2 separate regions of the Homo sapiens genome follow, and region 1 is linked to region 2. A link is a contact called in ENCODE Hi-C or POLR2A ChIA-PET data. All regions are on one chromosome and are shown on one strand. Each heading gives the region's core, a stretch centred on a gene start or an enhancer-like site at or near the end of the contact. The rest is flanking DNA. Distances are from core to core; before and after follow the strand shown.

The links. A loop is a pair of places that touch in the nucleus more often than their neighbours do. ChIA-PET counts read pairs that join two places held with the same protein, here RNA polymerase II (POLR2A). Pooled maps may share reads with other maps.
Region 1: a loop to region 2 is called in a map of Right ventricle myocardium inferior, with 2.0 times the contacts of the local background. The contact joins the promoter of CTD-2194D22.4 here to the enhancer-like site in region 2. A Hi-C loop is called at or near these places in 1 of 168 maps with a recorded cell type or tissue (Right ventricle myocardium inferior) and 3 of 50 pooled maps. POLR2A ChIA-PET finds 5 or more read pairs at or near these places in 1 of 52 experiments (WTC11).

What each region holds. Positions count from the first base shown.
Region 1 is chr5:1,884,358-1,891,272 of GRCh38, reverse strand. CTD-2194D22.4 (a long non-coding RNA gene) reads right to left here and starts at 3,942. Exons shown (of 4, transcript NR_109912.1): 1 at 3,904-3,942; 2 at 2,991-3,060. It overlaps IRX4-AS1 (IRX4 antisense RNA 1), which reads right to left. Exons shown (of 2, transcript NR_183257.1): 2 at 6,624-6,793. It also overlaps a transcript of IRX4 not described here. RefSeq lists enhancers at 1,168-1,968, 5,549-6,082, 6,632-6,915.
Region 2 is chr5:1,840,029-1,847,860 of GRCh38, reverse strand. No RefSeq gene overlaps it. Among named protein-coding and RNA genes, the nearest start is that of LINC02116, 13 kb to the left of the region's middle. RefSeq lists enhancers at 6,087-7,074, 5,183-7,832. Within about 2 kb of position 6,432, at least 3 of the 41 ENCODE cell types and tissues checked have a DNase peak (open chromatin) inside an H3K27ac peak, as active enhancers do.

The sequences.
Region 1 (6,915 bases), core at 2,693-5,192, 46 kb before region 2:
TAAAGTACATTTTGCATCCAAGTACTAGAGAATCGTTCATGTCAGTAACAGCCCTCAGGAAGCAGCGATGCTGTTTCTCATTTCTGCTGTTTCTCATACATTCTCATTTCAGGAATGTAACCTCCCTGCAAATTCCAGGCAGGAGACCCCATTAGCTCCCAGGTTTCAGGGCCTCTCCTACATCTATAGTTCGGTATTTTTGAGGTTCCTACGACATATAGCAATATGCAAAGAGTAATTGCATTTAAGATACACTTATACATTTCTTCTCTACCTACTGAAGGTTTTCTTAATGCTACATCAAATAATTCAAAACAATATTCAAGTCACTTGGCAGTCGTACATACTGCTGCCTTTTTCTACAATTTAAAATAACTTAATCTCATGTGGATGTCTCTTCTAGCTGGGGTTCTCGTGATTTGAGGTTGTGCCAGGTAAACATTTCAAATTTAAATATACAGACTGCAGACACTGCTGGAACTAATAGCCTTTCGCTTTTAATAATGAGGCCTTCTTAAAATTGCTGATGCATTTCAGTATTATGGACACCGTTTCTTCATCCCGAAAAGAGGAGAAATAAATAACTTCTCAACTTTTGCTCCCTTGGCCTCATTCCAGCCTCACAAGGACAGGACAGCAGGAGAAGGAGAGTGAAAGGGGCTCAAGCTCCCACCCCTGGCTAGCCACTGGTGGTCACTCTGCAGCAGCCATGCGCACCACTGATCCTTGGCCACACAGCGCCGTCTCCACCCAGATGCCACTCTGCTTGGGAAAGAAACTCACTGTGTCTGCCCTTGTGCTGTACAAGGCAGGCTGCCCCTGCAGCACTGGCTGGGCCCCAAGGCTGGGGACCCCCTGAAGCAGCCAGGAGCTCAGGGAGCTTCCAGAGATGAAAGACACTGTTGTCCACGCCACACCCCTAGGGAGCTACATCCTGCAAACACTGCCCTTCTGCTGTCAGGACCAGCCTTCCAAGGACAAGAGCATCTCTGTGAACTAGTGCCCAGGATGCTTTGGAGACCATCCTCACTTCAGACAGGTTTCCCAGGCCTCCCCCTTGGCCTGGGGAAGGGCCTCCTTCCCCTCCTGGGTCTCTGGAAAGGGTGGAGAAGATGAGGCTGTGGGGCTCTGGGTGACAACAGGCACCGGGAGCTATGTTAGGACCACGCCTCAGGACAATCCTGGATGGCGTTCTCCACCCCAGATGCCTGTGCATGCTACAGCAGCATCCAGGTGAGGAGGAGGAGGCGGCAGCGTGGCCAAGCCCTGGGGGCACAAAGACTTCTATTTCAGATTGCACTCTGGGGGCCCTGCCAGCAGGAAGAACAAAAGAGGGATTGAAAGAGGATCCATGGGGGGAGCAGGATACGGAGCAGAGGCCAGGCACAGCCGGCCCTGGAGGACACTCCCCTGCAGGGGTGGCCCAGGCTGCAGACAGACTTTCTGGATTGATTGCTCGCTTGGAGGCCCCAGACAGATGTTCCCTGCCAGGCCTCCTGGCCAAGACCTGGGAATTTCCATCCTTTCCTCAGAGCGCCTGGAAACTCAGCAGGAGGGTGGGGGCAGCTCCCCTGCCCTCAAGGTCAAGGGCTGAGGGGCAGAGGGCAGCTGCAGATGCCCATGGTCGCTTGAGTCATGAAATCAGGGTAAGGTCAGGCCTGGCAGTGTGCAGAGGACCTGTGCTGAGGATGGAGCACCAAGGTGGGGGAGGACACAGCTGGCCCTGCCCTCCAGGGAAGGGGACAAAGTCACACACGGAGCCTCGCTAGGGATGGGAGGCGGGGTTGTTTCAGAGGATGCCTGACAGTCTCTGAGCTACGAAGATCCTAGCAGTGAGCCCTTTCTGGGGGGTGGTGACCCTGAGCTCCTCATCTGTGGGCTTCAGGGCCTCTTAGCCACTGTTGCTGCTGTTGAAGAGGCCGCAGTGCCTATGAAAGGAGTTCATTGCGTGAAGTCAGGTTGGAAAGGCACATACGCTTTGCTTACACTGAGCCTTAACAAGAACCTAAGTCCACATGAGCTTGCAGGCAGTCCTGACGCACTGTCCCTGTTGGTCCCGAAGGGCCTGCCAAGATCAACAGTGCGGCACGGAGGGGCCTCCTCTCCCTTCCGGGGTGGAGCCTGCTGGGCCTCAACTTCCTTCTGGCTGGAATTGAAGACGCTCTCCCCACCTCCCAAGGAGGACGATTCCATCTGACACGGAGGGCACACCCGCTCGCTCCCGCCCATCTGTCCCCCACGCTTTGAAGCAAGCTGGAGGGTAGAAACCTAGAACCAGAGCCCCCTTCCCTGTGCCCCAGAGTCCGCCCATGGGCTGCACTGGTGACTCACACGCACGGTCCGCACCATGCCTCACGGCCCACTCCACCTCCCTGCTGCCAGAGCAGGCCAGAGACCAAAGCCTCGTCCTTCCCGGGGGAGCCCCTGGAGCTCTCGATCCAGCACCTGGGCTGGACACTCTGGGCCCTCTTCTTTCCCCGTGGAAGCCCCACGGGTGGAGGAAAAGAAGGATGAGCAAGGCTTGCAGACAAGGATGGTTCCCTGTGCAATGGGGAGGCAAGCAGAGGCCTGTTCCCTTTCCCGCAGCTACAGAGAGAGCTGAAGAAAACGATGCAAATAACTTTTTCAGAGATTGTCCAAGTCAACAAATCTCAAATGTCATTGCATGACCACAGATGACAAGAAACAAGTTCATGGTTCTTTGAAGTAAAAATGATGGAGGAGGAGGGTAGAATAAAGGAAGGAAGCAAATATATGTGAGGATTGCCCCAAATACCCCATGGCACTGCCCAAAAGGACATCCTCCAGGTAGGAGTGAGGCTGCCCTGCCCCGCACATCGCCACTAATGGGGGCAGCATGGGAACCAGGGGGCGCGTCTGCAGCCCCAGCCAGGCCAGTGCCTGGGAGAGTGGCCCTCTCAGGGCCCTAGTTCCTTCATCCCCCAGGAGCCCTGGGGCTGCATCATCCTCCAGTCCCTTCTGGCTCTGACCTGGGCAGCCGGTCACCTGCTGCTCCAGCTTCCCTTCGGGGCCTGTCTTGACCTCTGCAGAGCAGCGGCTCTGTGGATGACAAACAGACCTGTGCCCGGCTGCGGGGGCGAGGTGGCGGGGGCAGGGTAGGGGCCCCCCAGCTCCCTGAGGGAGGGGCAGGGCAAGCTGCACGCAGGCGCACCTTCCCTGACTGGGTCCTGGCCTCAGGCTGCAGAAGCGGAAGACCCTCCAGCCCTAGTCTGACCCCAGGCCAGAGGTCCAGCCCCCATGCCCTCCCCTAACCCTGGCGGCTGGGACCAGGCTCCCCACCAGGGCATGCCCCCCTTAGCCCGGGCAGGTCACAGACTCATTGGTCCTCGGGCGGCTTATCACCGTGGTCCATTCGCGCCCACTTGCCCGGGTCCTGGTGCCCGGACCTAGGCTTTGCCCCTGCCACAGCCTGCTGTTTTGAGAGTGAGCCGGCTAGGGACTAGCGTGGGCACCAGGAGAGAACCCAGAACTGGGCCGCTTAGCACGGAGGGGCTTGGGAGAGGGGCAGGGGAAGAAAGGCAGGACCTGAGCGCCCTGCAGCCAATTCCGAGGGTTGGCTGGAGCAGCAGCCTCGCCCTCCACAGGCCTTGGGGGGTGGGGGAGGGGGGAAATACTAAGACCTCGGAGGGAAACCGGGCCGACGACAAGGGTGGCTATTTCCGGGCTCTTCGCGCCCGGCCCAAGCGTCCCTGGGTGGGGCAGCCCAAACGGGGAGAGGGGCCCCGTGGGCCGAGGGCCCGAGGCCGCAGCGAGCTTAGCGTTTGGCCAAATCTGGCTCGCGCGCCTTCCCACTGTCCTGTTAGGGCTGTGTGACCTCCCGGAGCCCTACGTCCCCGCCCAAACAGCTCCCAGCGCCCCTGCTGGCACCCGGGGCGCCCTCACCCCAGCTCCTGCACCCGGCGCGCCGCGCGCAGACCGGACGGAGGGGAAAGTTGGCAAGAGCGCGGCGCCCGCGGGAGAAAGCGTTAATGGGCGGCCGGGTGGGAGCAGCGCGCTCGCTCGCCCACGTCACGCCGGTGCGGGCTCGGCTGACGACCGCGGCGCCTGGGGACGCCGGCGCGCTCCGCTCGCCAGGTGCTCCGCCTGGAAATGTCTCCATTAGTTGTCGCCGGCTCCCCGCTGGAGCGCGCGCGCCGAGCTTCCGCGCGGAGCCCTCGCGGGCTGCCGGGAGCGGCCCAGCGCCACCGCAGGTAGGTGAGGTCCCCCGCTCCCGCCCCCGCCCCGGGGTTCCGAGACCCCTCCCCCCTTCCGAGGAGGCGGAGGCTCCGCGCGGCCGCCGAGGGGAGCGGGCGGCGGCGGCTGCGGCGACTCCCCGGTGCGTCCCGGGCTGCGAGCTGCTCCCCGCGGCCCCGGCAGCCACACGGCGCGGGCGGGAGCTTCCCCAGCTCAGGTAGGGAGTGGGCTCCGCCGCACAAACTTTGCGAGGATTGCTCTTGCGCTTAAGGGGACAAAGTTTGCTACCCGTCGCTAGGCTCTCCAGAGGCCGCTGCGTTTGCTGCAAGTTGCGGGAAGCAGGGTGCGCGGGCCGGCGCGGGGCGGGGGGTGGGGGGCTCGGAGTGGCCAGGCCTGAGTCCTGGACGCCCGGACGGCGCTCCGTCCAGCCTCAGGCCGTACCCAGGGAGCAAGCGGCGGGGGCGCAGCGGGAGAGAGGAGGGAGAGGGCCGCGGGCCCCCATGGAGGGCGGTTGGGAATCCAGAGATTCACCGCTTGTCCCTGTGGCTCCTTCTCCTACCACTGGCTCCGAGGGGGCCTCGGGGCTGTGAGGAAATGACCTGCCAACCTCGAGGTTCGCCAGTGCGGCGTCAGCGACCGTGAGGCCTCTCAAACCCACACCCCAGCCGGGTGTCCCGAGCGGTGGGCGGGCACAGGCGCCCCCAAGGTCTCTGGCCCCAGGTCTCAGAAAGAAAGGCCCTTGCCTGGTGCCCCGGGCTCCCGGCTTCGCCTTTGGCTGGAGTTAACTTCTCTGGGCTGGAAGGAGCTCCCTCCGGACGAGCTCTTGGTGCGGGGAACTGGTGGCCCCCAGGGTAACTCCTGAAGCACCAGGGCTAGGCTGGCCGAAGAAGGGTCAGGGCCCGGCCTGTCTCCCCGGAGGCCTTCCATGGTTCCGACGGCCAACGGTAACCCCGTCAAAATAGGCGACCCGCCTGCGCTTCGCGTTAGGGGCTGACCATCCCCTGCCTCCCCTGCGGCCTGCTCCGGCCCTGGTCCTCCGCTCTTCGGAGCGCTCCAGGCCAGCGGGAGCACCTCATCTCCCCGAAGCTGAGCCGGTGCTGTGTACTCCGGGAGCCGGCTGACTTCTGGCCCACCTGCTCACGGGTGTATTTAGTACCGGGGGTCCCTAGAGGGAGGAAGGCTCAGCACTCCGAGTCTATGCAGACGCGTTCAGCTGATACCTGAGATGCTGAGCGTCCTATCGTTGGTGAAAGGGACACTGGGTGCCTCCGCTCCAGGCTTGGCCTTTTGGTGAAGGCACTTGGAAAATATTCCAGTATTATCTATGGGAGAAGGGTGGCCCAGTGAGAATCCCCGGTTTGGGCAGGCGGGCCTAGGCCAGGCTACAGGGTTTCAGTGAGATGTCCCGGTGGTCGCCAATCCACAGGCTGGATTGACCCTGTGTCCTGGAATGAGTAGTGGGGCCTGGGTGAGGCCGGGCGGGTCAGGAGGCCTCCTGGGCAGTTGCGAGCTTCCCGAGGCAGGGTGACTGTGACTGGGCCCGGACCCCAGGCGCTGGGGCCTGCTGGCGGGCAGGAAGTGGAGCGTGTGTGTGCGGCGGCCTGGGAAAGCCGATTCAGAGGCCAGGTTTCTGGGTCACGGAGAAAGGGTCGCCCGCTGGTGGGGACTGGAGCGTCGATTTATGCACACAGGCTGGAAAGGCAAAAGAGAACAGGAGAAGGTGGCGGTGGTGGTCAAAGGAAGCCCCCGAAAGGGCCCCCACGTACTGGCTGCCCTGGGAAGTGGAGGCTGCTTCTCCCAGACTCTGCTCAGAAGATGAATGGCCGCCTGTTCTGGGGCTTCGGCTCCAGTTAAGCCCCGCCGGGTCTGGAAGGAAGGAAATGCACCAGCCTCAGGTCTGGGTGGGCTGAGCTGTTGCACTAGAGCCCAGAGGTGCAGGGCATAGGTGGCTGGGCCCCTGGGCCCTGGCTCTCCCCCTCAGCCGGCGGAGTGCTCACAGTCGCCGAGGCCAGGTCCCCGAGTATAGGTGAGGAAAGGACAAGCCACAGCTGAATGCCTCCCCTCTGGGGGTCTCTACTCCCCATCCCAGCCCTTGGCCCGGCTGGGCTCACACCCCTCCTTCAGCCGGGCCTCATTACCTGGAGAGAGCGAGTAGTTTGTAAACAATAAATAATGGGAAGTAGAAGGATGCTCGGGAAAAACCAGAAAACTGCAAGGAGTGGGGAGGAGGGAGGGTGGGAGAGGGGAGGAAGGAGGGTGGGGGAGGGGAGGAGCAGGAGGAGAGGGAAAGGGGTTGAGAGATTCATTTCTAGCGAGAAACCCCGGTGGCTAGTTTCTTATTATTTACAGGAAGGTGATATTAGCGATTCAGGTGAGAAAGAAAGAAACGCGGCCTGCCGCGAAATCAATACAGAATTCAGAAACAATTATTAATGTCATTTGACTCGTGTTCTTTATATATTTCTCGCGGCTACCGACGCTAAACTGTCTGAATAATTTGCATGGAGCGGCTATTCATTATTTCCGATGGTTTCCCTCTGCAAGCAGCTCGGACGTGGCCCGCTCCGGTCCAACGCGATCGGAGAACTCGTATTTTCATCTGTAAATTAAAGCAATTACGCAGCAGATATTATATGATGTGTACTGTGGTCTCCAGATAGTCATCAATCACCTTCAACCGAGCTGTCAAAAGAGCAGGCAGATTTCGTTTCTGGGAGGCAG
Region 2 (7,832 bases), core at 5,183-7,682:
TGCCACCGGGGACACGTCCTGAAAAGAGCAGCCACCAGCACATGGCGCCTGCTGCGATTTGACCCTCTATCCAGGCCAGGGCTCAGCCCACAAAGCCGCCTGTTGTGCCGTGGGTCTACAGCAGAGCATCCCACACGCCTCGCCTGCAGAGATCTCTTCTGCACCCTCCAGAGAAGCAGGCTTCTTTCTGCTCTCAGGAAAGGGACATGAGTGAGCAGAGGTCTTTATTTTCCACCCACAGTGGCCAGGTGGGCATCTGCCTCAATGGAGCCTCAAGGTCCTGGGCAGGGTAGCACATTTTCCCTTATTATTTCAACACAACAACTCACAACTCATGCTACATCCCATTTCTCATTCATTCTTCGTGAAAAAAATAAATCAGACTCAAGAAGTGGCTCCCATCCTGATCCCTGTATTCTCGAAGGGTCTCCAGTTTAAGCAGCCATGTCACAGTGGTAAAGCTAGGGGCTTCAGACCCGACCCCTCTCCAGGGAGAGAACGTAGTGAGGGGTGGGCTTTCTCTTGCCTCCACTCCCTCTTCTGTAAGGCGCACACTGCCTGCCTCGTCTGAGAGTCACTCCCACACCCAGTGCGTGGGGCTGCCCTCCTCTGCTGTGCAGGGAGGCAGGGGCTCACAATGTCATCTTCTCAGAGCACGCAAATCGCCTCACAGGGAGTGCGGGGCAGGCGAGGACAGGCTTAAATTCAGACTCTGCCACAACCTGGCCCCAGGTGCCCAGAAAAATCACTTCTCTCTCTGAACATCTGTCTCCTACCCTCAAAATGAGGCCACTGGACTACAGATACCCTTCAATTCCTCCATTCAGCATCATATTTGTTACCTGTTGCTGCAGAAGAGAACGCAGCAAACATAGCTGCTGGAAACACAAGTTTCCTCCCTTGGTCCTCGTGGGCCGGAAACTGGGCGCAGCCAAGCTGGGCCCTCTGCTCGGGGTCCCTCAGGCTGTGGTGCAGCCGTTGGTCAGGCTCTTCACTATGCATGTGCCTGTGTCCCTGTGCACGTGTGTGCTGATGTGTGCTTGCTCGCATGCGTGTGTGAGCCTATGCACGCATGTGCACACATGTGCGTGCACACATATATGCATGTGCCTGTGCCTGTGTGGGGGCATGCATGCACACACGCACTGTGGCAGGAAGGTGTGGTGGATACCTCAGGTGGGCGGCTTGCACTGTGACACCTCCAGGCCCCCAACATGAAGGTAGCCTGCTGGCACAAAGCCTGCCCCTCTGAGAACTACACAAGTCCCTGAAAGGCGAGCCACCCACCGCCCTCCCCACCCCTGGGAGGGCCTGTAATTTCTGGGGGAGTCCATGAGCAGCCCCTGGTCCCCAGCCCCCTCTTTGTGAAACCTCACACCCCAGGGACCCAATGTGAGGACACAAAGCACTGGCCAAGAGAGCAGGAAAACTCTGGGAACACTGGAGGGGGTTGACTCCATGTAGGCCTGAAGACTTTATGTGTTTCCACAAATGGCGTCTCAAGGGACAGCGATTCCTGATGTGTAAGACTTTGATCTCTAACCTAAAACATCACACCTGCATCTATCACTCAGCCTTCCATACTCTGCAGCAGAAAACAGCCCGAGAACTAGACACCCCCAGACACGACAAAACGAGAGCCCCACAGGCACCGAGGTCCCATCCTCACAGACCCAGGTCAAGGTCTTCACTCTTAAAGCCACTTGGAGCTTTGATTGAAGTGGTTCCTTCAGTTTAATAAGTCGCCTTAAGGCTGTGTCCTAGAGTGGGAATGAGTGCAAGAAGCTAGGTTGGAAAAAAGGCAATAGAGATACATAGAGCTAGAGATAGAGCCTGAGATAGAAACAGAGATGAAGATAATAGAGATAGAGACAGAGATGGAGACAGATATAGAGATAGAGAGAGGTTAGAGATAGAGATTGAGACAGAGATAAAGACAGAAATAGAGATAAAGATGATAGAGACAGAGATAGAGATAGACATGGAGACACATATAGAGATAGAGACAGAGACAGATATAAAGACAGAAATAGAGAAAGATGATAGAGATAGAGACAGAGATGGAGACGGAGACACATATAGAGATAGAGACAGAGACAGATATAAAGACAGAAATAGAGACAAAGATGATAGAGACAGAGATAGAGATGGAGACACATATAGAGATAGAGAGAGATATAGAGATAGAGACAGAGACAGATATAAAGACAGAAATAGAGATAAAGATGATAGAGATAGAGACAGAGATGGAGACACATATAGAGACAGAGAGAGATAGAGAGATAGAGACAGAAACAGAGATAAAGATGATAGAGATAGAGACAGAGATGGAGACACATATAGAGATAGAGAGAGATATAGAGATAGAGACAGAGACAGATATAAAGACAGAAATAGAGATAAAGATGATAGAGATAGAGACAGAGATGGAGACACATATAGAGATAGAGAGAGATATAGGGATAGAGACAGATAGAGATAGGGATGGAGACAGATAGAGATGGAGACAGATATAGAGATAGAGAGAGGTTAGAGATAGAGATAGAGACAGATATAGAGATAAGGATGATAGAGAGAGAGACCGAGATAGAGATAGAGATGGAAACAGATATAGAGATAGAGAGAGGTTAAAGATAGAGATAGAGACAGAGATAGAGATAGAGATAGGGATGGAGACAGATCTAGAGATGGAGATAGATATAGAGATAGCGATAGAGACAGATATAAGACAGCGATAGAGATAAGGATGATAGAGAGAGAGACAGAAATAGAGATAGAGATAAATAGAGATGAAAGAGGTAGAGACAGAGACAGAGATAGAAAAAGAGAGAGAGGTGTAGGGGTAGGTGTGGATATATTAATACAGGTATAGCTGTAGGTATAGATGCAGGTGTTAGTTTAGGTGCAGGTGTAGGTGCAGGTGTAGGTGAGGTGTCGGCATAGGTGACATAGGTGTAGGTGTAGATGTAGATGTAGGTGTCTGTATAGGTGTAGGTATAGATATAGACAAAGGCATAGCTATAGGTATAGATGTAGATGTAGGTGAAGGTGTAGATATAGGTGTAGATACAGGTGGAGCTATGTGCGTAGGTATAGATGTAGGTATAGGTATACATGTAGGTACAGATACAGGCATAGATATAGATGCAGGTGTAGGTATATGTGTAGGTGTAGAGGTAGGTATATATATAGACATATAGATATAGATGTAGGTGTAGGTGTAGATATACATACAGGTGTAGGTACAAGTGTATGTATAGGTGTCGGTGGAGAAGTAGGTACAGGTGCAGATATAGACATACAGACATAGCTGTAGGTATAGGTGTAGGTACAGGTGTAGGCGTCCGTGTAGACGTAGGTACAGGTGTAGATATAGACATATAGACGCAGGTGTATACACATACAGACACACCTACTTATAGAAAGTGGAAAGTGTGGGTTAAGTTACCATGGGATGATTATTAATGCACTAGAGCGATGCTACTGTTTTGTGGAGAAATCTGTTCCCGTGTCTTAGTCTTTTCAAGAAACACTGGCTTCCAGCAAACAGCACCTGGGACATGGGAGTATGCAGAGCCAGGGAATTCCCTGTCGTTCATTTTCCATGTTTCCAGAACATGGTTAGAACTGGGCACACACCTGGAGATTGAAGGGTCTCCATGGGTAGCTTGAAGGGATGAAGGTGTGTAGGTCATTGTTTCCAGAACCATCCAGGGTTCTGATCTATGATTCGTGTGGGATTCGGGAGCAGGCGCTAAACATTTGTGTGTCAGCACTTATAGCTGCCAAACAGAATTCATCAACTGTGTTTCCTGCTTTTATTTCACCTTCATATGTGATCTTCAAAATATCAGTATATTTTGGCTGGGCTGGGCACGGTGGCTCATGCCTGTAATCCCAGCACTTTCGGAGGCCAAGGCGGGTGAATCACCTGAGTGTGAGACCAGCCTGGACAATGTGATGAAACCCTGTCTCTACTAAAAATGCAAAAATTAGCCAGGCATGGTGGCAGGCGCCTGTAATCCCAGCTATTTGGGAGGCTGAGGCAGGAGAATTGCTTAAACCTGGGAGGCGGAGGTTGCAGTGAGCTGAGATCGCGCCACTGCACTCTAGCCTGGGTGATAGAGCGAGACTGTGTCTCAAAACAAAACAAAACAAAAAAAACCCAGCATATTTTACTTTACACAAAATAGGTGTTGTGTGTCTAAGTGATGCTTATACGGGGAGAACGCGAGATGGTGACCGGCAGGATCTCTGGAGGGTGGCACTGAGGAACCAGAGAGCTCCCAGGAGACGAGGCATTTCCCACCAACGTGCCGAAGTCCTGCTTTTCTAATTGAGGCATAACTTTAAAAGCAAAGATTCTCAAGGGAAAAGGGGAAAAAACAAATCACCATTTTAGGAGCACATGGTATAGAGTTATCAGGTGAAGCCTGCAGAGAAAATAATAATCATAAAGCATTTCCAGTTGAAATCCATGCTTTACTGCATTTCTGGCCTCCCCTCTGTCTGCAGCCACAGAGGTTGCACTTGGTTTTCTGGGGTTCTTGTTCCTGTTTTTCCCACTTGTTTACGACCCACCCACCCCCAGCACATATCACAACAGACACGAGGGTCCTGAGTTCACGACCCACTCACCCCCAGCACACACCGCAACAGACAGGAGGGTCCTGAGTTCACGACCCACTCACCCCCAGCACACACCGCAACAGACAGGAGGGTCCTGAGTTCACGACCCACTCACCCCCAGCACACACCGCAACAGACAGGAGGGTCCTGAGTTCACGACCCACCCACCCCCAGCACACACCGCAACAGACAGGAGGGTCCTGAGTTCACGACCCACCCACCCCCAACACACACCGCAACAGACAGGAGGGTCCTGAGTTCAGTTCACGACCCACTAACCCCCAGCACACACCGCAACAGACAGGAGGGTCCTGAGTTCAGTTCACGACCCACCCACCCCCAACACACACCGCAACAGACAGGAGGGTCCTGAGTTCACGACCCACTCACCCCCAGCACACACCGCAACAGACAGGAGGGTCCTGAGTTCACGACCCACTCACCCCCAGCACACACCGCAACAGACAGGAGGGTTTTTAGTTTTAAAATATCTTGCTCTTCCTATGGCCGTGAAGTATTTGCACAGTGATTTTCGTATTATTACAGGGGCTGACTCAGCTGCTCTTTGACGTGCAAATAGCAAACACGTTTCTTGATTCACTGGAATTGCCGCCTTTTCCTGAGTGGAGATTTCTGAAGGTGATGCACAGGTTTGTATTGGTGAGAAACACCTTTTCCCCCTTGTTGCCTATCAGGGCATCATGTTTTCTGTTATTTTGGTAAGTGTTTAAACTAGAATGGAATTTAGAAGCTAGAAAACTTCTCATTAAAAGATTATAAATCACGGGCCGGGCGTGGTGGCTTGCATTTTCTACCCCGAAAAATTATTTCACTTTGGCAACACGTGTAGATATGAGCAATAAAATGTGCCTTATACAAATATTGTCAAAGTGCATTTATGGTGATATAAAACCCTGTTGTAATTCTAATCAGTAACATTAAGTCACTCGTATTGTGGAGTGAAATTCAAGGATGAATTATGCCCCTCAAGTGTGGGTTGCTTAATAAAATAGAGTGCATTTTAGTGTGCTTCCAAACTGCCTGAAATTCAGATGAGGCAAAGTCTTTCCCACCCACCCTGTAGCTCCCTGAGTGCTTTTCATGTAAACATTAATACGTGGGGACTCGCGCTGCTGCGCCTTCAGAAAGTCATCCTTAATGTGGTGCAATTGTATTGAACTGTCCACTCTGCTATTAAATCAATCACAGGGAATTACAAAGCAATGATTATCTGGGAAAATTTCAGCTTTCTGATTCTTCCCATCAAATGAAACAGCAATACTGTTCCTGGGGCTCCGTGGGTCTGCGTTTGGGATGAGCAAGTGGAGATTCTCTTAGTTTTTTTATATGCAGGTGATGTTTGTTCACAAATGAATGAAGAAAAAATTCATGAATGAAAAAACGAATGAAGAAAAAAAGTTTCCCCCCCTTTTTTTTTTTGGTTAAAGAAGAAGCCACATCCGCCTTTCTCATATTCTTGGTGTTACCTGGAAAATGAGATAACCCAGATTTAACTAAACCCAATGAGAAGCTGATTCTGCCAATCTGATTCTGCCGATTGCCCGGCAACGTGATTTCTTGTGTCCATCATTATTTTAAACTGCATGTCTAAATAAAACAGCTGGTCTTCTCCTTACTCCCCAGTGGCAAGAGGCTCCCCTCTCCGGGTCTCCAGGCCCTGTCTTGCATGGTGGGTGTGTGGCTCGGCTGTGCCTCTGCATACGTGGAGACCGTCCAGGCCCTGGAGCAGCGGCTGCCCAGCCTGCAAGTTCCTTTCAGAAGCAAAGGCACGTGAGCGCTCATGCATGCCCCAGGCCGGCACAGCTGGGTGTCTGGGAGCCGCGCAGGGATGGCGCTGACAGGCCAGGCCAGTGCCCCAGTCCAGGCTGTCTTCGCAGGGCCCTGCCCCTGACCACTCAGGAAGGCTGGAAGCTGCTCCCACCAGGCGACCCTCTATCTCCTCTGGGTGACAACACTCCCCTCTCGGCTTCTCCAAAGGTCAAGCCAGATAACCCGGGGCCCGGTGCCTTATCTGCACCCTCCCCCTCCTGTCCCCTGAGGAGGGACAGAGTGCAGAGGGGCCTCCTCAGGGAGCCGGCGCTGGGGATGAAGCGTGAGCCTCAGGTCCTCAGTCCTCAGTGGGAGTCGGCCCAGGGCCTGCGGAATCCTCAACTCAGGGGTCGCCAGGCCCCGTGTCCTTGCCTCTCCCTGCGTCCTTGCCTCCCAGTCCCCGTCCACACAAAGTCACATCACTAATTCACGTGGCACCGAATGAGGAAGCAGGTGCAGGTGGCTTTCCTGGAAATGGGGATCTCAGATGCCTTGGGGCGATGTCTCCCCACAGTGGGGCCAGTTTGCCTGCCAGCTTCCCACGTGCCTGTGTGTCCGGCTGGCCTCACTCCTCCCAGCTCCGGCAGGCCTCGGGTTGCCTTGCTGTCGCCATGCTGGCCTATCTCTGCCCATCTTTTTGTGAGTGTCTTCTTCCTGGATGTCTCTGTGTCCACACTCCCCTCGTGTGAGGACACTGGTCTTATTGGATTTAAGGCCCCACCAGTCCCAGTCGGTAGGGCCTCATCTTACCTTGATTACATGGGAAACAGCCATGTTGCCAAGTGAGGCCACATTACAGGCCCCAGGTGGATGTAAATTCTGGGGACACTATCCACCCAGAGCAGGTGCCGACACACTCGTCCCAAGGCCTGGCGAGCCCGACGCCCTCAGCTCAGTCCACCTTCAGGTCTTGGGGCTGTCATCTCTGCCCCCCTCCTGAAGGCCTCAGCAGGGCTGGGGTGCACACAGGGCCAGGACTCTGCCACGGAGCAGCAGTGCCTGCTAGACGTGGGGCACCCCCTCGTGCCATGCCTCACCCAGGACCATCTGGGCCATGTTCAGTCCCTGAGCAGCAGGAGTTGGCACCAGGGCCTGGGTCTGTGGTGTCAGCCCCCTGCCAGGTGGTGAGGAGCCATCTTCCCCACAGAGGAGGCGGCTCCAGCTCCCCGGGGCTTCACGTGGGACACCGCAGGGGGAAGGGCTCAAGAAGTCGCCACCTGCGTGGCTGTCTGGGCTGCGCGGCGGTTCCCTCCAGTGATGTGCAGGAAGATGGAGGGTTAATGCCCGCGGACGGCAGCTCTTTCACGGCTCCAAGTTGTGTGTGACCCAGACTCGGGAGCACAGCAGGGAAATCAGGAGCCGGTCTTGTCCCA